Regions from separate parts of the Homo sapiens genome. Here region 2 is linked to region 1. A link is an interaction called in ENCODE POLR2A ChIA-PET data of the cell type or tissue named here. Cell type or tissue: Caco-2. All regions are shown on one strand. Links, peaks and the distances in the headings refer to the core of each region. The heading gives the core; the rest is flanking DNA.

Region 1 (11,849 bases), core at 3,043-8,042:
CAATGAAATAACACTGCACACACGACAGGACGGCTACAATCAACGAGAATAATGAGTGTTGGCAAGGATGTGAAAAAACTGGAACTTTCATACAATGATAGTGGGATTGCAAATAGGTGCAGCTGCTTTGGAAAACAGGCAGTTCCACAATATGTGAAGTACAGAGTTGTCATATGACCCAGTGATTCCATTCCATTCATTTCCCAAGAGAAATGAAAACATATGTCCACACAAAAACTTGTACACAAATGCTCTATAGAGGCACTACTCATAATGGCCCAAAACTGGAAACAACCTAAATGTTCCATAACTGATGAATGGATAAATAAAATGTGCCATACCCCTACAACAGAATATCATTCAACCACAAAGGGGAATGAAGTACTGAACATGCTACTACATGCATAAACCTTAAAAATATGCTGAGTGAGAGAAGCCAGTCACAAAAGGCCACATACTGAATGATTCAATTTATATGAAATGTCCAGAGTAGGCAAATCTAGAGACAGAAAGTAAATCAGTGACTACCTAGGGTTGGAAGATTCTGGAGAAAATGAGGAGTAGCTGCTAAAGGGTACAGGATTTCTTTACAGGGTTATGAAAATGTTCTAACATTGATTATGGTGATGATTATACAGCTCTGTGAATATACTAAAAATAACTGAATTGTACTTTAAGTGGGTGAATAGTAGATATGTGGTTTTATCTCAGTAATGCCACTACAAAAAAATTTCAAAATAAATACAAAGGTTGTGTGTGTGTGTGTGTGTGTGTGTGTGTGTGTGTGTGTGTGTGTATTCTCTTTTTTTGGTAAGTTGTGCTACAGTTTTATCAATTCTATTCACTTATTAAAGTATGAACCTTTACTTGGCTGATATTTCTTGGTTTTATATCTGCTTTCTTGTTTTAATTATTTACTCTAATATTTATTATCTCTTTTCACTTACTTTTTCTTGGAAAGAGCTTAACATGTCATCCTTTTCCTTGAGATTCAAGCTTAAGTGTTATTTTCAATCTTTCTTCTTTTGTAATGTGTGCATATAAAGCTATAAATTTCCCTCTAAGAGCTGCTTTAGTTGCATCTCACATTTTAATGTGTCATTTACATTATTCTGTTAAAATATTTTCTAATTTCCATCATGATTTCTTCTTTCATCTATGACTTATTTAGAAGTAGGTTTCTTAAAAAGGTAATGAATTCTGACCAAGTGAAGCTCGCTTAGAAAAATACAAGGCTGATTTCACATTCAAAAATCAAGCAGTGTTGACCATGAACAAGCCATGATGCATTCTGACTTTATTTCATGCCCAGCAGAGTGTACAATTACGAGTTTTGCCTAAACTGAATGTCTGGTACCAGGATGTTACTGACTGAATTGTGCAGCATCCCACACCCCACATCCCCAGAAAGATATTAGTCTTAAGCCCCAGTACCTCAGAATGTGACCTTATTCGGATAGGGCCTTTACAGTGGTAATCAAGGTAATATAAGGGTACTAAAGTGAGCCCTAATCCAATACAATTGGTGTCCTTATAAAAAGGGGAAAATCTGGACACAGACAGACATGCACACTGGGAGAATGCCATGTGACAATTGAAGTTATGGTACCACAAGCCAAGCAACTACCAGAAGCTAGGAGAGAGGCCTGGAACAGATCCTTCCCTCAGCACCCTCAGAGGGAGAATGGCAATGACAACACCGTGATTTCAAATGTGTTGCCTCCAGAACTCTGAGACGATAAACTTCTGTTAAGCAAAAAAGAAAACCACAAAACAAATCAAGCTATTTAATTCACCACATAAACAGAACAGAGGGACAAAATCAACAAAGGATTACCTCAACAAATACAGAATATTCATTTGACAAAATTCAAGACTGATGCATAATTACAACTTGCCAGAAACTAAGAATACAAGGAAACTTACTCAAATCTGATAAAGGTTATCTACCAAGAAAACTAGAGATATCATGTCTGATATTGAAATAGGATCAGAAGAAAACAAGGATGTTTCCTGTAACCATTTCCTTGTTAACATCTGGCCAGTGCAATAAAGGCAAACAAAAGAGCACAAGGATGTGGTTCTGAAGAAAAACAATGTCATCAATCAATAGTAGAATAAAACAAAATTGCTTTAAGGACTAAGATGTACAGGAGGCAGGAATACTGTTTTCACATTGGATAGTCACTTACCATTACCATCACCAGTAGGAATGATATGGTAGAATACATTTGCTTTGGCCTGAGAAAGAAAGAAAAGCAGCCCCTGATGCCTGGAAACTTAACTGATACTCACAGTTAGGGCTCAATGTTGTTAATGGATCTGATGCTTACAGTTAAGCCATGCTGTTCTCTGGTTGGACATAAAACCAACTCAGAGAACATTCAAGTCAGACAAGGTCACTGTGCAACCCACAAAATTCCAAACATCCCCCCTCACTAAATGAGTGATGGCTATTTCTTTATTTTTTTTTTCTTTTTGAGACGGAGTCTCGCTCTGTCGCCCAGGCTGGAGTGCAGTGGCGTGATCTCGGCTCACCGCAAGCTCCACCTCCTGGGTGCATGCCATTCTCCTACCTCAGCCTTCCGAGTAGCTGGGACCACAGGCGCCCGCCACCACGCCCGGCTAATTTTTTGTATTTTTAGTAGAGATGAGGTTTTACCGTGTTAGCCAGGATGGTCTTGATCTTCTGACCTCGTGATCCACCTGCCTCGGCCTCCCAAAGTGCTGGGATTACAGGTGTGAGCCACCACACCAGGCCAACTTCTTTATCAATTACAGCTTTATCTTGTAATAGTCTGTCCTCCCTATATAGATAAAATTTATTGAGATACCCAAGAATAGAAGTGCCCCCACTTTCTGATGTCACCCAATCCACGATAAGGATCTACTTCCTTAATCTCTCCCCAAAATAACCCAACCTATACTATACTCAAATCCTATACTAGGTTTTTTCTAACATCCTCTTACTGATTGATGTGCCTTACAGTTTCCCCATAGTGAACATTATTTCCTCCCTGCAGCAAATAGTAAACCTAACTTTTTCAATTACAAAGGTGTTCCTGCTGGTCTTTGGCTGAAGCGCATAAAATAATAAGCCTAGCCTACTTGCTGGAAGCCAATTCAGCTTGAGATTCTAGCACTTTGTCAGAGAATTTCTAGACTGTGATACATTCTGTATTCATTCTCTCACTTTAAGCCAATTACTTAGAACATATTTCTTATTCTAGCCATTTTATTTAAATTATATAACTAAATCAACTATTTAGAAAAATTACTCTTCATTTAAACAGAAACCTTAATACAAAATGTATATATAATAATACAAAACCTTAATACAAAATTATACAAAATTTGTATAATATAATACAAAACATTATGTTAAGGGTTTTTAATTACAGACTAAAATTTCACACCTTCAAGGTTTTTCCCTTCCCATCATTACAAAGTTTTGCTAACTGCAAAATTTTCTGCAAAAGATACAGATACAATGCATTGTATTTTGCTGTCACTTTTCCTTACTAATTCCAAAACTACAAAATAATTAAGTTTATAATATAAGTAGTATAGTTACCCTTTAAGTATTTCAAAATACTGAAAGGCCATTCTTTTGAACTTTAGCCTCATAATATCCGCATTTCTCAGATATTAGATGGACAGCTGGTAGTTATTACCAATTGCATTAAAAGTATTCCTTTTAAAAAATTCATAACTTTTAATAACCCAATTAAGAACATGAACTCTTACATTAAAAGTAAGCATTCCTTTAAAAAAATTCATCACTTTTAATAACCCAATTAAGAACATGAACTCTGTAGACTGTAGACAGATTCACAGATTTGAATTCCAACTCTCCCAGGAAACCTACTGTGTGAGACTGGGCAAATTACCTAACATCAATTTCTTAGTTTTGGTTACCTTAAAAAGGGACTAATACCAACACCTGTCACAAAGGTTGCCATGAGAACTAAATGAGATTCTATACATTAAGCACTTGGAATGTAGTAAGAACTCAATAAATGGTATAACCATCACCATCTATATATTCAGGATAACGTTTTTAGGAATAAACTAAATATTCAGGATAATGTTTTTAGGAATAAACTAAAGAGTCTAAGACAAATTCCTCTTTGGTATTTTTTATATAAATTAGAAAATCCAACATGTAAACCTCACAGTTAATATTAAATTGCCACCACCAAATAATATTTAATAAAAATATATAATTCAAGAAAAGTTGATTTTATCAATAAAATTGTCATTAACTTCAGTAATAATAAAGCACTCTAAAAAGAATTATAGAATAACTACCATCCATACCCACAAGGGAGCACACTACAGCCATTTACCAGATCTTATGGGTTCTAAATATAATAAAAAACAGACAAAGCAATAAGGAAGTAACACGAACAATTAGTTCAAACTAGTTCAGCCATATCTGTACAAACCAATCAGCAGTCTGCTTTTAGAAATGTATTTTGCATTAGCGAAGCATATTTGAGAAAGATACACATTAGAGAAGGGTGTGTTACCTGCAAACAAGTTTCCATGGCTGTAATACCAGTGCAAAACACTTCCAAGGATCATTTTAGTACTGTCGCCTAGAACTAAGATGCCATTCATAAAACTATTCTATAAAATAAATGTTAGTATTTTAGGTGGCAACTCAAATCAGAAAGCTTTCACATGACTGTAATTCATTTTCACAGAAAAAAGCATTGGTATTTTACGGCAGAAGATGTCTGCCATGTCTAAAAGTAACTGCAAAACATGATGAACTAGTTTCTCCTGAAAGTATTTTTTTCATGAGGATGAGAGTCAAAATAATGTTTTTTAAGTCTCTGTATATTCAAGAACTCTGGGAAAATAATATCACTAATAAAACCTTTTTCTATAGAAATTTATATTTAAATAACCAGAGAAGGGTATGTTACCTGCAAATAAGTCTCTCTGGCTTGGAAATTTTTTTTTCAAATTTTTGGTAAATTATTTTTAAAATATTTTTAAGGAAAGCCCAACGAGCTTCTTCTTTAAATGAAAACATTACTCTCTTCTCTGCTTCATCCCCCTCCACCCACTTCTTTCTAGCAAGAGATCATAGCAATGAAACAACAAAGGGAAGCTGTTATGTCTTAGCCTACAATCTGCCTGCTCAAAAAGCTCAAGAATTTAAATGGCTGTTCAAGAGCTGCTCACAAACTCAGCCAATCAGCAGCCAGCATTCTGATTCCTGCCCAGCAACAGGAGACAGACAATAAGGTCAGAAAAACATAGTTAAACAAAAACTGTATCTGCAATACTTAAGTGTGGTTCTTTGTTTGAAATAAGTAATCTAGAACACAGTTTACATAAAACCCTAAATCCACGTAACACGCATTAAATATACCACACACATAAATGGATAAGATTTACATCTTTTATGCTATTTGCTTTAATAAATATCCATGAACATTTCAAGAAATATACATTAATATAAATTAATTTCCTACCTGAGGAATAAGTCAAACATGGACAATATACGTAAGAACATATTTTTCTATACAATGCAAAATTCAAATGTAAATTTCTTTTTAAAAATTCCATAGACCATACATATAAAATATATAAATCTAGCAAAACCTTAAATCCAGACAAGTAAAAAAAAAATCTTCATACCCATCTACCACTATTGTTACAGATTTCCGATTCCAAAAATTAATAGTATTCTGGACCCAAAGGATTACTAGGGATAGTATTATGAAGTGTTGTGCTGTCTACTGCACTGAACTGACTTAGTTTAATTCATCTAATGAAATCTAAATGTCTGATTCTGGACAACCTATATTAAGTGGTATAAGTACAATTACTACATCCTTTTCTCCTTAACTGCCTTTCGCAGCAAGTTACAAAAGGTTATATGAGATATCCTTTCAAAGCTTTATTATAAAACAAATGTGTGGATTACAAAGTAAATATTCATGAAAATTAAAGACATTTTTATTATATTACACCATTCTATAGTTCTTTAAATATAGGATTATAAAATAAAAATGGAAAATTTGTTATCAGAATTTTTTTCTCAAATTCACTACTTATTAGGTGTTCTTAATAACCAAGTTTTAAAAATAAACCTCATTTCCCCCCTTCCTTACAGATGAACCTTGTAATTTTTCAAACATACCCAAGAGGGAGCTTGCTGCAGCCATACTCTTAGTTTATATAATCTCCCCACAGGAAAAATATATCAACAGCTGCTTCAATGTTTCAGTCCTGTGAGAGAACTGAAATTCACTGTCTGATTGGCTCAAAGCCGAAATAGTCTAAAACCAATCAGACATCAGTGTCACAAACCTTGCCCAGCAACAAGGGAAGAAGATGAGGGCAAGAGCTCTATTAAAAATGCAAAGGATGTGAAAATCAAGGTGAACAATGAAATGGAAACATTAGGAATATAACTCTAGATGCTCTGTTTGAAAAACAGGTCATGGTAGGGTTTCTTTGATTAAATAAACTAGGGTCTGTACTGCTTTCCAAGAACAGACTTAACTAAGTACCACGATTGTTGGGTCAAAAAGCATATACAACACATAGACAAAACAAATGCTGTATTAATTCAAAGTAATGAATATCTGATGAAGTATACTTCAAAATAAAACTAAAGCAAAAGCTTAGAAAACATCAAGCAAAACCTTTTAAGTGGACATGGCATTTCTATCTTTGACAAAGGCATTCCAATTATATTCATGCTGTTGCCTGAGAGTACAACATTTTTCTGAATAAAAATTTCATTCATTTTTCTACTGAAAATAATTTTAATTTGAGTTTATTTTCATTAAATGGCTGAATTAAATATTAAATAATCACTTTATGCTGATAATTTCTAACCTCTTTAGAAATGCAACTCTGCTATTAGATTCTTTAAGAATCCCATTCTCAGTTGAAAACTGTATGATTTTATTTTACACTTCTAAATTTTGCTTGAGAATTTGCAATACTCTAAAAATAAAATCATAAAGAATAGTGGGTTGCACAAAAGATGCTAATAATCTGCTTTACTGCTTACTGCCCATTAAATAGACTACTGAATCTGTTCACTCACTTTGATACTTATCTGCTCAAATTTAGTATAAAGATTTTGAAATTTTTATTTTAAATACCATGTCCATCAGTATTTGTGGGAGACTGGTCCCAGGACTCCCTACAGATAACAAAATCTGACAATGTTCAAGTCCCTTATATAAAGTAGTGTAGTATTTGCATATAACCTATGCACATATTGCTGTATACTTTAAATTATCTTTAAATTACCTATAATACCCAGTATAACATAAAGGCTATGTAAACAGATGTTACACTGTTGCATTGTCAGCTACGGTTCTCTTAACTGGTATAAAATAACTGTCACTAGCTATCCTGCCATCTTAAAAAAAAAAAAAAACAGTAAGTGGTGAAATCTGTTTATCAAATACTCATAAACTCAGTTGAGTAAGTTATCAAGTGATCATAATATTTGACACTTTCACAAATTAACCCCTCTGCCTGTCACCGACCAAAATGTGGAATGCAATATCCCCAAACTAAATTGTAAAAAATAACCAACCACAAAGGAAACTGGGAGTTTGCTTTACCAACAATTCCCTAGACAAGGTTACCAACAATTCCCCAGACAAGGCAGGAGTAAATCATGTCCTTAAAAGTTTGGTTACATCAAAGCCAGAACTGTCACTACAATCTAACTTCTTGTTGCATTCAGTGCTATGTTTTCAGAAATTTTGGAATGGTCCACATGATAAAAACATAAGATACCTTAAAATTACTTCTCCAAGTCAATTTTTGGGATCATTGTGTTACATGGGCAAAATAAAATTAAATGACCTGATCCAACAAATGCCATTTTAGAATACATAGAGCAAATTACACCCCCTTAGAAAATTGGCCAATTTTCCATCAAGGCCCTACTCACTAGCTTGCCAAACTCTACTATCCCTATGCAGATAAGGAGTGAAGTTACAGAAGGTCTTGTATTTATCTCCACAGGCATTTAAGAAATCATTTGTCCAGAGCTGGGCGCAGTGGCACATACTTGTAATCTCAGCTACTTGGGAGGCTGAGGCAGTGGACTGCTTGAGCCTAAAGGGTAGAGACCAACCTGGGCAGCACAGCAAGACCAGGTCTCATTAAAAAAATAAATAAATAACCAGCAGTAGAAATCATTTGTCCAAACGTACTTTTCACATTTTGCTTGGGTGAAGTAAAACACCCAGAATGAGGTATGAGGAGCTGAAAGATGTAAATCCTTCAAATGCCTGGAAATAACTCTTACTTTTCTTATTAACCCAACCTAAAGAGAAAAGCTGGACAGCTAACTTTCTGTGTCAGTCACCTTTTACTAGATGATAATGCAGCAACAACAATAAAATTTCACTGGCTAATAACTGTATACTTTTTCATTATTCTAGGACACCAGGCTGAAGGAACAGCACCCCCTCACCCCATCTAGGCCTTGTGGCAGAGGTAAAAGACCAATATGACAGAGATATACAGTATACAATAGCTTTTAGCTAGGGTGTCCAAACTTTTGGCTTCTCTAGGCCACAATGAAAGAACTGTCTTGGGTCACACATAAAATACGTTAACGATAGCAGATGAGCTGAAAAACAAAATTTCATAATGTTTTAAGAAAGTTTACAAATTTGTGTTTGGCTACATTCAAAACAGCCCTGGGCTCTATGCAGCCTGTGGGCCCTCGGCAGGACAAGCTTATTTTAAAGCTTTTGCTTAGACATGGTGTACATTACTTTCATTCACATTCCATTGGCTAAAACCAAATTAAGTCACTAAGGGCATGGGAAGTAAAAAACCTCCCAAGGGGAAACACCTCATGTCACATGGCAAAAGGTAGGGACATATAATCCTCTTGCTGTAAAGAAGTATAATTATAAAATATCATGCAAACTATCACACTTTAAAATACACATATTCTAAAAAGCTTGGCATAACAAAAAGACTTCTGAACTAACAAAACTAGGTTCTATTCCATGTTCTAACATTAGTATACAACCACCATAGAATAAATCAATTTAACTCTCTGGAGTTCAGTTTCCTCAACTGTAAAACTGAAGAAGTTAGGGCAGATGCTTGCTAAGTTCCATTCTAGCTCAAGTTTTAGCTATACTGACACATATAATTTTTTATTATGAAATAAAAATAAAGTGCCCTGTACAACACAACAGCTTACTCCTTCTTCTCCATTCTTGACTCCTAAATGCAAAGATAAGCATAATCTTGAATTTGATGTTTATTATTCCCAACCATGCCTTATAAATTCTGCCTTTTATTAACACCTTGAAAAAAAACCCTTTTATTACACACCTTGAAAGGAGAAAAAGAAACTGATGCTTATCGAGGAATAATATATGTGAGTCACTATAACAAAACATATCCTTTTCTCATTAGTTTATGTGATAATTTATATTAATTTCAACTTTACATATGATGTGAATTAATAAATCAATAATTATATTACTATCAATAATTACACAAATAGTAATTTTAACTTGGTAAGGTAAAGCAGACACCCAATTCAGTACCAAGTTGTTTTCTTCAGCACAGGAACCCTTCTTATGCATTTCATCATTTAAGTTTTGGTACCATTTTAATAGAATGTTCAGCAATTGTCTTCTTTATCTCTTTGAAAATGGAGATGCCATTTAAGATCACTGGTAATACCTATCTACTCAGTAAATGAGACCTGAGAGTAGACTCCCTCCCCAATTTCACCAGCCTGCTGACTGCTTCATGTATTAGCTACAAGAGTATTACCAGCAGCTTTCTAAGTATTAAATTATCTCATCCTTAATTTAACATAGCAATTAAGAGCAGAATTCACTCAACCAACTAAGAATAGAAGAGGATTTCCTCAACCTGATAAAGGGCACCAAGGAAAAACCCACAGCTATCATACTTAATGGTCAAAGACTGAAATCTTTCACCCTAAGATCAGAACAAAAGATATCTGCCCTCACCATTTCTAGTCAGCATTGAACTAGAAGTTCTAGCCAGGAGAATTAGGCAAGAAAATGAAATAAAAGTCAAACAACTTTTTGTTTGTTTTTTGAGACATGGTCCCTCTCTGTCACCCAGGCTGCAGTGCACTGGCACAATCTCAGATCACTGTAGCCTCCGCCTCCTGGGTTCAAGTGATTCTCATGCCTCAGCCTCCTGAGTAGCTAGAATTACAGGTGTGAACCACCAAGCCTGGCTAATTTTTGTATTTTTAGTAGAGACGGGGTTTCACCATGTTGGCCAGGCTGGTCTCAAACTGCCAAGCTCAGGTGATCCACCTGCCTCGGCCACCCAAAGTGCTGGGATTACAGGCATGAGCCACCACACCCAGCCACAAGTCATACAACTTAAAAAAAAAAGAAAGAACTATTTTTATTTACAGATAACAAAATCTTGTATATAGAAAATAGTAAGAAATCAACTAAAAATTTATTAGAATAAGAGTTTAACAAAGTTCACTATAATAAGATTAACATATAAAAATCTATTGCATTTCTATACCCTTGAAACAAATGATCCAAAAATAAAACAATCTCATTTAGAGTAATATCAAAAATTAATTTTGCCAAAGAAGTACAAAACTTAATATTCTGAAAACTATAAAATACTATTGAATAAATTAAAGACATAAATAAATAAAAGACGTTCCATACTCATGAATCAAAAGACTCAAATCCTTAAGATGTCAACACTCTTCAAATTAAGCTACAGGTTCAAAACAATCTCTATCAAAATCCTAGCTATTTTCTTTGCAGACACTGGTAAGCTGATCCTAAAATTAATATGAAAATGCAAGGGTCCCAGAACAACCAAAACAATCTTGAAGAAGAAAAATAAACTTGGAGAACTCATACTTTGCATTTTTAAAAGTTATTACAAAGCTACAATAACCTAGACAGTGTGATACTACCAGTAAAATGACAGGTATATCCTTAGGATATATTTTGGAACAGAAATAAACCCTCACTTTTACAGTAAATTGTCTTAGACAAGGGTTACAAGACCATTCAATGGGGAAAGAATAGTATTTTGAACAAAGAGTGTTGGAAAAACTGGATAGCCACATGCAAAAGAATGAAGTTGGAGTCCTATTTCTTGCCTTATACAAAAATTAATTCCTATAAATGAAAGACCTAAATTTAAGAGCTAAAACTAAAATCTTAGAAGGAAACAAAGACATAAAATCTTCATAAATTTGGAACAGGCAATGGTTTCTTAGATATGACCCAAAGAGAAGAAGCAATAAAAGAAGAAGGAAAAAAAAAAAGTTTAACTGAACTTCATCAAAATTAAAACTGTTCGTGCTGCAAAGGAAACCACTAAGAAAGTGAAAAGACAATTCACACAATGGACGAAAATACTTGCAAACCATATACCCAATACGAGACTTGTATCTTGAATATATAAAAACTGTTACAATTCAATAATAAAACACCAAATAACTCCATTTTAAAATGAGCAAAGGACTTAACAGGCATTTCCACAAAAAGGCTTTTTTTTTTCTTTTTCTGTTTTTTTTAAAATTATTATTATACTTTAAGTTCTGGGGTACATGTGCAGAATGTGCAGTTTTGTTACATAGGTATACAAGTGCCATGGTGGTTTGCTGCACCCGTCAACCCGTCACCTACATTAGGTTTTTCTCCTAATGCTATGGCTTTTATAAGCCAATAGTTCATAGGCAGTAAACATCATTAGTCATCAGCAAAATGCAAGTCAAAACCACAATGAGATAACATCTCACACACACCAGGACAGCTATAATCAACAAGAATAATGAGTATTGGCAATGATATGGATAAATT
Region 2 (11,849 bases), core at 3,523-8,522, 160 kb before region 1:
TCTGGAAAGAGTACAGGATCTGCAACTGCATCAAGAACCCTCCTTGAGCTTTGGGCGATGTCACCAAATGTTGTGTGAATGGCATCTGGAAGAAGACACTCAAGATCTTTGTCCATGACTTCAAAGGATTTGCCAAGGATGAGAACACTGAAACATTAAGACTGTGGTTGAGATGGCAAACAATTCTTTAATATGGGTGTGGATGAGGATGACATTGAGAAGCTCCTAGAGGTGGTTCCCCAGGAATTGACTAATGAGGAGTTGTTGAAACTAGAACAGGAATGTATAGCTAAAGAAGAGCCAAGAGAAAAAGAAACTGCAGGAAAAGAAAAAGAAAAACCCTCTCCCTGAGAAAATTCACAATGAAAGCTTTAAAGGAAGCTTTTGCAGACCTCATCAAACTCCTTAAAAAGTTTGAAAACAGACCCGGCCAGGCACGGTGGCTCATGCCTGTAATCCCAGCACTTTGGGAGGCTGAGGCAGGGGGATCACCTGAGGTCAGGAGTTCTAGACCAGCCTGGCCAACATGGTGAAACCCCGTCTCTACTAAAAATACAAAAATTAGCTAGGCATGGTGGCAGGCGCCTGTAATCCCAGGTACTCGGGGTGGCCGAAGCAGGAGAATCGCTTGAACCCGGAAGGCGGAAGTTGCAATGCGCCGAGATTGCGCCATCACGCTCCAGCTTAGGGAACAAGAGTGAGACTTTGTCTAAGAAGGAAAACAAAAAAAAAGTTTGAAAACAGACCCAAACACCAAAAGGTTTTCATGACCAGGGAAAAAGGTTCATGTTGTATTATCTTTTTACACGCAAATCTACGACGATGGAAAAAACAAACAAACAAAAAGCAATCCATCTTGGTCATGTTTCTGAAGAGTGGCATCATGGAGGAAGACCTCAGGCAGGTGCTTCAGTAGGCATTCCCAAACAAGGCATTGTTATCACAGGAGATGACAGCTCCATGCCTGTTATTGCCCCTAAATACCTTACAGTAGGACAACATATGGATGTGGAAGAGAGTGACACAGATAATCCTGACACTGTGTAGGCCTCAAATTTTAAAAATAGGAAAAAGCTTATAGAATAAGGATATAAAAAAGAAAATACTTTTGTATGGCTGTACAATGTATTTGTGTTTTAAGCTAAGTGTTATTACAAAAGAGTAAAAAGTAAAAAAAATAAGTTTATAAAAGGAAAAAAGTTATAGTAAGCTAAGGTTAATATATTCTTGAAGGAGGAAAGTTTTTATTTATTTATTTATTTATTTTTATTTTTGAGACGGAGTCTTGCTCTTTTGCCCAGGCTGGAGTGCAGTGGCATGATCTCAACTCACTGTAACCTCTGCCTCCTGGGTTCAAGCGATTCTCCTGCCTCAACCTCCCTAGTTGCAGGGATTACAGGCATCCGCCACCGTGCCCAACTAATGTTTTGTAGAGACGGAGTTTCATCATGTTGGCCAGGCTGGTCTTGAATTACTGGCCTCAAGTGATCCACCTGCCTGGGCTTCCGAAAGTGCTAGGATTACAGGAGTGAGCCACCGCACCCAGCCAAAGAAGAAAAGTTTTTAAAAATGTTTAGTGTAGCCTACGTGTACAGTCTTTATAAACTCCACAGTAGCATATAGTAATGTCTTAGGCCTTTGCATTTACTCGCCACTCACTCACTGACTCACCCAGAGCAACTTCCAGTCCTGCTTCCTCTACTCATGGGAAGTGCCCTATACAGGTGTAACATTTTTTATCTTTTATACCATGTTTTTACTGTACCTTTTCTATGTTTAAATATGGTTAGATACACAAATTTTTACCATTGTGTTACAATTACCTATGGAATTTAGTACAGTGACATGCTGCATAGGTTTGTAGCCTAAGAGCGATAGGCTATACCATGCAGCCTAGGTGCATAGTAGGCTATACCATTCAGCTTTGTGTAAATCATCTCTATGGTGTTCACACAATGGTGAAATCACCTAAGGACACATTTCTTGGAACATATCTTCATTGTTAAGCCATCCATCACTGTATGTAGGAGGTAATCAATAATTCAGGTTAATGATTTTGTTGCTGATGCCGACAATGACTTTGCTTATGCTGCAGAATCTCTTCCACATTCTTCTCTTACGCTTTGGGATTCATCTCAACCATCACCTCCTCTTGCAGGACTTCTGTGGCATCTCACGTCCCATCTGTGCTGAGTGCTCATTCTCTGTGCCCCTCAAAGCAACCGGCTACTTTCCTTCTAGGCCTCTTCAAACCTGACTCTCTTAAAGGCAGAAGCTATAATTTATTTATCTCCATATCCACAAAGCTTAGCATACTGCCTGGAATATAGTAGGCACTTCACACATCCTTATTGGAATAAAACTATGATTAAATTAATTTAATTTTTAACTATCTTTTGGCTTAAGGTAAATTAGACCTCAGATTTGTCAGGAGCTCAGCTGAGCTGAAAGAGAGCTGAACTGCCAGATATCAGCATAGCAGATTAAAACAACAAGCCAAAAATGAAAGAAGAAAGCCTCTAGTTACCGTGATGGTATAAGCAAGACTTTAAAGCCAGGGAAAATGCCAACTCCCCTGGAAAGTTTTAGAGTGAAATAATTCAATGTTTTTCTTTACTTAAGGATCCCGGCTGGGCGTGGTGGCTCACGCCTATAATCCCAGCACTATGGGAGCCTAAGGCAGGTGGATCACTTGAGATCAGGAGTTTGAGACCAGCCTGGCCAACATGGTAAAACACGTCTTTACTAAAAATACAAAAATTAGGCCAGGCACTGTGGCTCATGCTTGTAATCCCAGCGCTTTGAGAGGCCGAGGCGGGTGGATCACTTGAGGTGAGGTGTTCAAGACCAGCCTGGACAACAAGGTGAAACCCCCTTTCTACTAAAAATACAAAATTAGCCAGGTGTGGTGGTGCCCGCCTGTAATCCCAGCTACTCAGGAGGCTGAGGCAGGAGAATTGCTTCAACCCGGAAGGAGGATGTTGTAGCAAGCCAAGATCACTCCACTGTGCTCCAGCCTGGGCAACAGACAGAGGGAAACTGTCTCAAAAAATATATATATATATAGCTAGGCATGGTGGTGTTTGCCTGTAATCCCAGCTATTCAGAGGCTGTGGCACAAGAATCTCTTGAACCCGGGAGGCGGAGGTTGTAGCGAGCCCAGATCATGCCACTACACTCCAGCCTGGGTGACAGAGCAAGACTGTCCTAAAAAAAAAAAAAAAAAAAAAGGCTGGCCGTAGTGGCTCATGCCTATAATCCCAGCACTTTGGAAGGCCGAGGTGGGTGGATCACTTGAGGTCAGGAGTTTGAGACCAGCCTGGCCAACATGGTGAGCCCCTGTCTCTACTAAAAATACAAAAATTAGCCAGCCATGATGGCAGACACCTGTAGTCCCAGCTACTCAGGAGGTTGAGGCAGGAGAATTGCTTGAACCCAGGAGGCGGAGGTTGCAGTGAGCAGAGATCGCACCACTGCACTCCAGATTGGGTGACTGAGCCAAAAAAAAAAAAGGATTTGTTCAATCAGGAAATCAGGACACCTTCAGACATTTTGCTTACATAAGATGAAATTTCCTGTGGCTATTTTAAATTTAAAATTTTTAAATGAGAAAACTACTATATTTTTATCATATAATTTTGGAAAATTGGATCCAGGCACAGTTGTGCATAACTGTAGTCCCAGCTACTGGGGAGGCTGAAGCAGGAAGATTACTTGAGCCCAAGAGTTCGAGACCAGCCTGGGCAACAAATACTGACATGTAGTGAAACAAAATCACCCAAAAATCCCAGTACAGAGACATCCATTATAATCTGCTCTCATTATTATTCCCTTTGCTCTAGTAAAACAAATTTGATATGATACAATTGGCAATTCATTCCCACCCCCCCACCTCCAGCCACCATTTTCATTTCATTAAACTTGCAAAAATGTGTCCTTCATATTTAACTATTTTAATTTTGAGACTCTGCTCATAGCATTGTGGTGGAGTTTTGCTGTATGTACACATTTTATCTTAATGGTGTCAATGCAATTTGGCCTTCCCTGCAGTGTTTTTGTTTTTGTTTTTGTTTTTTTAGAGATGAGATCTTGCTCTGTTGCCCAGGCTGGAATGCAGCTGTGCGGTCATACCTCACTGTAGCCTCGAACTCCTGGGCCTAGTATCTGGAACTTCAGGTGCGCACCCCCGTGCCCTGCCAACCACAGTTTTACTTGGTGGAAATTATGCTGACATGAAAAGTAAGTTTCTCTTCCCTGTTCTGTGGCCCGTGCTATGATCTGGCATCAGAACAATGCTCTGATGGCCCCACGCCTCGCAAATTCCTTCTTGAAATCTCCCTCTTTTGCCTCCGCCTGAAGTCCCTTTCTCTTTATTTATTTATTTTAATAATTATTCTTATTTGAGATGGGGTCTCACTCTGTCATCCAGGCTGGAGTGCAGTGGCGCGATCTTGGCTCACTGCAGCCTCTGCCTCCCAGGTTCAAGCAATTCTCCCACCTCAGCCTCCCGAGTAGCTGGGAATACAGGTGTCTGCCATCACACCCGGCTAATGTTTGCATTTTTAGTAGAGACAGAGTTGTTGGCCAGGCTGGTCTCGAGCTCCTGACCACAGATGATCTACCCACCTTGGCCTCCCAAAGTACTGGGATTACAGGCATGAGCCACAGCGCCCAGCCATCCTTTTCTCTTTAAAGAGCTCAAACTGAGTTAAAAAGGCAAGCAAATTATAGGGGAGACATCATGTATTTCTTGCCATCCCTTCCTCCTTCTCTTCACCCATTCTGCCTTCCACCAAGTGCCTTCATACAAGTCTACTTCCCCAGTTTCTTTTCTCAGCACAAATCAACTCCGGCAGATGGATACATGCATTCATCGGACATATCCAAACATGAATCCTAGTTTAGCTTAGCCAAGATCCTACAATTTGCAAGCACGTGGGAGCATTCCCTGCAAGATGAACAATAAGAGGATGGGCTTCCTGGCTGTTTCATATATCGCCCCTTAGTCATTTGTTTTTCACAGCTAATTTTTAAAAACATGACACATTGGCCAGGCGTGGTGGCTCACACCTGTAATCCCAGCACTTTGGGAGGCCGAGGTGGGTGGATCACGAGATCAGGAGTTTGAGACCAGCCTGGCCAACATGGTGAAACCCCATCTCTACTAAAAATACAAAAAAATACTATATATATATATATATATACCTGGCATGGTGGCTCGTGCCTATAATCCCAGCTACTCAGGGGGCCGAGGCAGGAGAATTGCTTGAACCCAGGACGTGGAGGTTGCAGTGAGCCAGGATCGCACCACTGCAACAGAGCAAGACTCTGTCTCAGGAAAAAAAAAAAAAAAAAGACCCATTATTCAATGGGAGTTGTCAGGATGTCAGCAATGTACAAAATCATTGCTTAATTTGTTTGACAATGGAAATGGCCATTATGGTTTTTATGTAACTTTGCTTCTGTTACATAATTCTTGCTGACACGGTGTTTCAACCAAGGTACTTGGTAGCAAGTGTTGTACAGAAAAGGATCTGTAAGTGGTTTATGTGGTCATCAACCACAGCAAAGATTTCATCTGAGCTGTGCTATGAAGAATGTAGCTTGAGAAACACAAAATGTATCACTGGGCAAAAAGGAAGCAGAAGAAAAATACAGTTCTGCTAATGAGAGCTCTGAGGGGCAAGCTGCCCCCAAGGTTGCAGGATCCACCTTAGAATACCCAACAAATTTGATTCCTGAATTTACTAAACTGCATGAGATTCCTCTTCAAAATTTTACATTATGACTTCTCTATTCTTCGGGTCTTAATTTTGACTTGTCAATCAATTGAAGTATATCAAAGTAATCCTTTCTTTTCTTTTTTTTTCTTGAGACGGAGTCTTGCTCTGTCGCCCACGCACCCAGGTGTGTGCCATCATGCCTGGCTAATTTTTAAATTAGTCAGGCGTGATGGCACACACTTGTAATCCCAGCGAGCTGACAGGCTGAGATGGGAGGATCACCTGGGAGGTCGAGGCTGTGGTGAGCCGTGACTGTGCCATTGCACTCCATCCTGGGTAAGAATTTAAAGACAGTGACAGCAGAGCATTAAATCAAATGTGGGCCCCTTTAAAGCTGGGGCCCTGTTTGACTATGCATGTCATGTACCCTTGAGTCAGCCCAGTCAGATTTTATCCTCATGATTTGTGCCTCTTCCATCACATCATATCAGGAGAAACACTTAGATCTCTTTTTCACCTCAGAAAAGTTTTCTTGATAGTGTTTTCATCCGTGATTCTATTCTAATTAGTTTGATTGCATGGTCAGAAACATCTCAGTTTTTGCTTGAATTCTGCAGTCTTTTGTGTCTCTTACCTTTATCTTCCTTTTCATTTTAATCTTTTTATCTTTCCTCCTTCTTCTTGGAGAGCTTTATCAATTTGTCCTTGAAATTGAGTTAGCAATTTCAATTTTTTAACACTGTCAGTTTCTCCATTTTACTATTGTCTCCAATGGAAACGTTAATTTCCACTATTAAATTTTCAATTTTCTATCAACACTTTCTTATTCTACTCATCTTCCCTTTTCATCTCATGCATTTTCCTTATATCCTGTTTTTCTTTACAGATGTTTTGCTCTTGCAGGCCATGTTTGTTCATACTCTGTGGAAGATGTCAAAACATTTTCTAAAATATTATTTCATTTCCTTAAATTGGTAGTTTTAGAAATCTACCAAGATTACAAATCCAAGATTTCAAGACATGCCCCCTTTTTCTCATTCTGCGATATCTTTCAACGATTCCATGTCATGTTCATTCTTGTTTCTGATCATTCATCTTAAAATTAAAAGAGTTGGTAGACAGTGTGTTTCTCAACAGAGAGAGTATTCAAATGTCTTTTGGCACTGCTCCTCAGAACTCCTCAGAGGACAGTTGTAGAGAAGATTGATATGCACAGTTTCTAACTCAATTTCCTGTATCCAGGAGGTGTCTGTCCAGGCTGAAATGTGATCTTTTCCTAGAAACAAATTCTGGAGTTTTGAGCCTGGGTTTTATTTATTTATTTAGAGACAGGGTCTGGTTCTGTTGCCCAGGCTGGAGTGCAATGGCACACTCATAGCTCACTGCAGCCTAAAACTCCTGAGCTCAAGGGATCCTCTCACCTCACCTCAGCCTTTTGAGTAGATGGAACTAGGTCATGTGTCACCTCACCTAGCCAATCTTTTTTTTTTTTTTTTTTTTTGTGTGTGTGTGTGTGTGTGCGTAGAGATGGATCTTGCTATGTTGCCCAGTCTCATCTTGAACTCCTGGCCTCAAGTGATCCTTCTGCCTGAGCCTCCCAAAGTACTGGCATTACAGGCATGAACCACTAAGCCCAGCCAACCCTGGGTTATATTTAAATGTTAATTTCTAGCCACTTTTCAAGAATTGACTGCCTACAATTGTTCTTCTTACTGTCTTCATTAATCAGTAGCAGCCAGACTCATCAAATATTTATCAGGCACTTTTCATTTAGTCATTGTTATGCCAGTACCATTAAGGCTTAAATCCTTTCCTACAACCTGAAAGAAGAGCTGTGGATATTTAATATAGGAGTGTTTCACATCTACAGTCAAGGCTCAATACCACTAAGAAAGGATTATGTCTAGTTAACTGTTTGTATTTGGCATTTGTACTTTTTTTCTGTAGAATGAAGAGAAGATACTAAGATCGTAAACCTGGGAGAAGAAATGTAAATAGAGGAAGTTGGTGGCAGCTACTCAAGAATGCAGCCACACAATTTAGGAAAGAGCTAGAGGAAAAGGTTTAGGGAAATAATGAAAAAGGAACAATTAAGTAAAAATTGCATCCCTCAAGCAATGCAGAAAATGCTCTTGGCCCTAAAAGTATTCAGAAGTGCCTTTTTCAGCCTCTTTGAAGGTAAGGATGGGAAAGAAAAGCCTACCAGTAGGATAAAAAGTTCATAACTTTGTTGTCTCTAGAAAAATAATAGTAACAATAAACTGCTTAATCAGTATTCAGCTTGTACAGCAATTTCTTTCTTAACCTCTACCTCTCCTGCTGTAGTCAATCCATTCCTGATTCAAATCTCACCCCTAAAACCATGGTCCTAAAGCCAAGACATGCTATAACAGCCTTATAATCACTGACCAATGGCAGCCCCTCCTGTTGTACCCAATTTACAAGACACTCACAGGCCAGCAGCATGTATAAAGGACAGGCAAGTGCATAGATGAGAGGACAGACAGACAGGACAGACGGTTATAAGTGGTCAAGACAAGCTCCATAGGCATTGAGCCCAAACCTGGGATTTATGAAAAATGTTCGTTTTTTCTTTGATTCTGCAGCAACGTAGACTCAGTATTCTGATACTGATGGACCAAATGGTAAGCTTATTTTTCCATATACATATAAATATACATTTTTTTTTAATAGAGACAGGGTCTCACTACAGGGCCCAGGCTGGTCTCGAACTCCTGAGCAAAAATCATCCTCCCACCTTGGCCTCCCAAAGTTCTGGGATTACAGGCATGAGCCATGCTGCCTGGCCCTAAATCCCAAAGAGTAAATTTAACCACCAACACAACCTACACGCAATAATGGAGGAAAAAATAGAAAAGAAAAATCAATTACATAAGTAAATGTTCATAATTGTAGTTAGATGGTAGTCTAAAATATTATTCTACATATTTTTCTTTTCTTTTCTTTTCTTTTTTTTTTAAGATGGAGTCTCACTCTGTCACCCAGGCTAGAGTGCAGTGATGCAATCTCGGCTCACTGCAACCCCCGCCTCCTGGGTTCAAGCAATTCTCCTACCTCAGCCTCCCAAGTAGCTGGGACTACAGGTGCTCACCACCACGCCCGGCTAATTTTTGTATTTTTAGTAGAGACAGGGTTTCATCATATTGGCCAGGCTGGTCTCAATCTCCTGACTGAGTGATCCACCCACCTTGGTCTCCCAAAGTGCTGAGATTATAGGCGTGAGCCACCACACCCGGTTTACTCTACATATTTTTCTTTTGAGAAATTCTTATTTAACCTAGTAAATCTTTCACAGCTATATTTATTCCAAAAGGCAAAGGCTTATTGCTTAAGGGAGGAAAAAACAAAAATATCAGAAGACCAAAGGGTAAACTCTGTGGCTTTCTGAGACCTTGTGTGTACAGAGACAATAGTCTTCAAAGCCATGAAAACATAAGATCTATGAATCTGAAAGAGAAAAATGTTTTGAAATATCAAAACTTGGAAAATGGAAAAACAGACTGAAACAGAAGAGCATATGATATACTAAAGAACAATAAATTAGAATAACAATATATGTTAATGTTGAATTCGTTCCTGCCCACAGAAGTAAAAAGTTTGAAGAGCTGATGAGATAAATACATAATGGGTCGATGTGAAGGGTCTAGGACTGTCCTCCTCGTTAGCGGGGGAGTCATCTGTTTGATGGGTGAGGCAGAGTGTGGAAATGTTTGCTAATAGAAACTCAAAGTAGGTCTCTAATTACCAGAGCAGACATGTTTAAACTTTCCAGAACATACCCATAAAATTGCAAGCCTTGAATAGGACCCATATAATCCCACATGGCACCTGAGTTGTAAAGTAGCAATAACTGAGGGAGATGTTTGGGGAGATGAACCCAATGGCTGGCTCATTAATTGATGCACACTAGATCAGACTAGCTTTCAGGCCCTATTGCCACTCCCGCAGGGCTCAGAGGGGTTTGAGAATGAGCCAAACGACCCAAGAGTATCCAAGTCAGGATGAAGAGGTTGCCAAGTGTGTCAGAAACAGCTGGCTGCCTACCAGAAATGCGCGCTCTTACTTCCATACCGAGCAATGACATCCCAGGTAGAGGCTGCATTTCCCAGTCTTGTTAGCATAAAGATAGGGCAATATGTCTAGCTCTGCCAATGGAAGGTAAGCAGAAGTTATTAAGAAGCAGGGGTGCAGCCAAGCATGATGGCTCATGCCTGTAATCCCAGCACTTTGAGAGGCCGAGGTGGGTGGATCACCTGAGGTCAGGAGTTCTAGACCAGCCTGGCCAACATGAGAAAACCTGATCTCTACTAAAAACAAAAATTAGCCAGGCATCGTGGTGCATACCTGTAGTCCCAGCTACCCAGCTACTAGGGAGGCTGAGGCAGGAGAATCGCTTGAACCCGGGAATCGGAGATTGCAGTGAGCCGAGATAGGACCACTGCATTCCAGCCTGGGCGACAGAGTGAGACTCCATCTCAAAATATATATATATATATAAATAAAAACAAAAAAAGAAGAAGCAGGGGTGAGGGGTGCTTTTCTCTTCCCATCGCCAGAAGACAAGACTCCATAGCATTATGGTTCCCGCACACAGTTTGGCAACCACAGTGAATGCACAGAGTGTACCTGAGAATATAGTAAATACTCATGGGAAACAGTAGTAGCACAATACACTATAATCAATCAACGGAGCTCTCTGGGATACTTTAAATGTTTGAGGGACATGTAGCACCATCTGTAGGATACTGAGCAAATGACTACTATTGCATTGTGTGGCTCTAACTACTTAGTAAAAAGAACTGTTAGGTATTTCTTTTGGTCTGCAGCCCTAAAAATATATTACTGACACTCTACGGGCACTATAAACCAAGAAAGCATGGGAACTTCTGCCTTAGAGAATGACAGAGCCACAAGATGAAAGATAGGTGGGTTCTTAAATTTCTACATGGAGGAAAGCCACTTACTGATTAAGAACTCCCACACTGGACTGGCATACAAGACACCAATAAACTTTTGTTGCATTAATCCAATGAACTTTTGGAGTTTATCTGTCATCATAGCTAGCATTACATTAACTAATACACAGAGTATCTGGAAATCTAAATCCGAGGTCAAGGTAAAGCTGCAGATACCAACAGCAGATGCCTATGCACTACAATTCCTGCAGACCGAATGAGAAAAAAAGCTATATCTTAGTGGAGGCCACTAAGCCAAGAGTATGACTCACAGAGTAAATGTCCCTTATTTAGTACCAAGTCAATACATAAGCCCCCGAAGCTAAGGTCATCCTTAAGGAAAAATGGTAAGGACATAAAGAAGGCAAAGGACACTAAGGATTTGGTCCAAATGAAATTGCGCAACCTTAAATCTGGTATTTAAAAATTTTTACTGGTTGGACTCACACCTGTAATCCCAGCATTTTTGAAGGCCAAGGTGGGAGGATCACTTGAGCCCAGGAATTTGAGACCAGCCTGAGCAACATAGTGAGATCCTGTCTTACAAAAAATTAAAAAAAAAAAAAAATTACCATCAGTGGATGTGTTTGAATGCTAAGTTAATTACACTTTTTTGGAAAAGAAACAAATTTACATTTTGGATATTTCATTCTGGAACTGTAACTGTAAAATTTTCAATCCACCACATACATGTTACAGCAAGGAAAGAAATATAGAGGCCAATAGAGACCACTATCTTTGTTTCTGCAACTGGTCACCTGGCTATAGATAATTATATGTGACTTCTCTTCTCCACCTTTTTTCCATGTTCCCCTTGCTTTGGGCCAGCAACTCAGCTGCTGGGATTCTTTGCCCATTGGGATGAGGAGTCTGAGTCCCCAGTGGTGCTTCCCAGGTGAGATTATGCTCCCAGTCCTTTCATTTTGTTTTGGTTTTGGTTTTTTGAGATGGAATCTCTCTCTGTCATCCAGGCTGGAGTGCAGTGGTGCGATCTCAGCTCACTGCAACCTCTGCCTCCTGGGTTCAACTGATTCTCCTGCATCAGCCTCTCAAGTAGCTGGGATTACAGTCATGAGCCACTATGCCCAGCTAATTTTTGGTATTTTTAGTAGAGACGAGGTTTCACCATGTTGGCCAGGCTAGTCTCGAA

What was found. Peaks named below come from ENCODE experiments on the same cell type or tissue, not always from the same donor. Only the 100,000 strongest peaks of a DNase experiment are listed, where the experiment ranks them.
Region 2: POLR2A ChIA-PET joins it to region 1 with 6 read pairs; 2 of 35 experiments call an interaction of 5 or more read pairs at or near these places.

What each region holds. Positions count from the first base shown.
Region 1 is chr12:14,411,260-14,423,108 of GRCh38, reverse strand. All of the region lies in intron 1 of ATF7IP (activating transcription factor 7 interacting protein), which reads right to left. Among named protein-coding and RNA genes, the nearest start is that of ATF7IP, 52 kb to the right of the region's middle. In Caco-2, for the core only: CTCF peaks have their summits at 4,428 and 6,103; a DNase peak (open chromatin) is centred at 5,208.
Region 2 is chr12:14,571,229-14,583,077 of GRCh38, reverse strand. The region is part of intron 2 of PLBD1-AS1 (PLBD1 antisense RNA 1); the gene reads right to left. Among named protein-coding and RNA genes, the nearest start is that of PLBD1, 9.3 kb to the right of the region's middle. In Caco-2, for the core only: no CTCF peak of the experiment used is centred there; no DNase peak of the experiment used is centred there.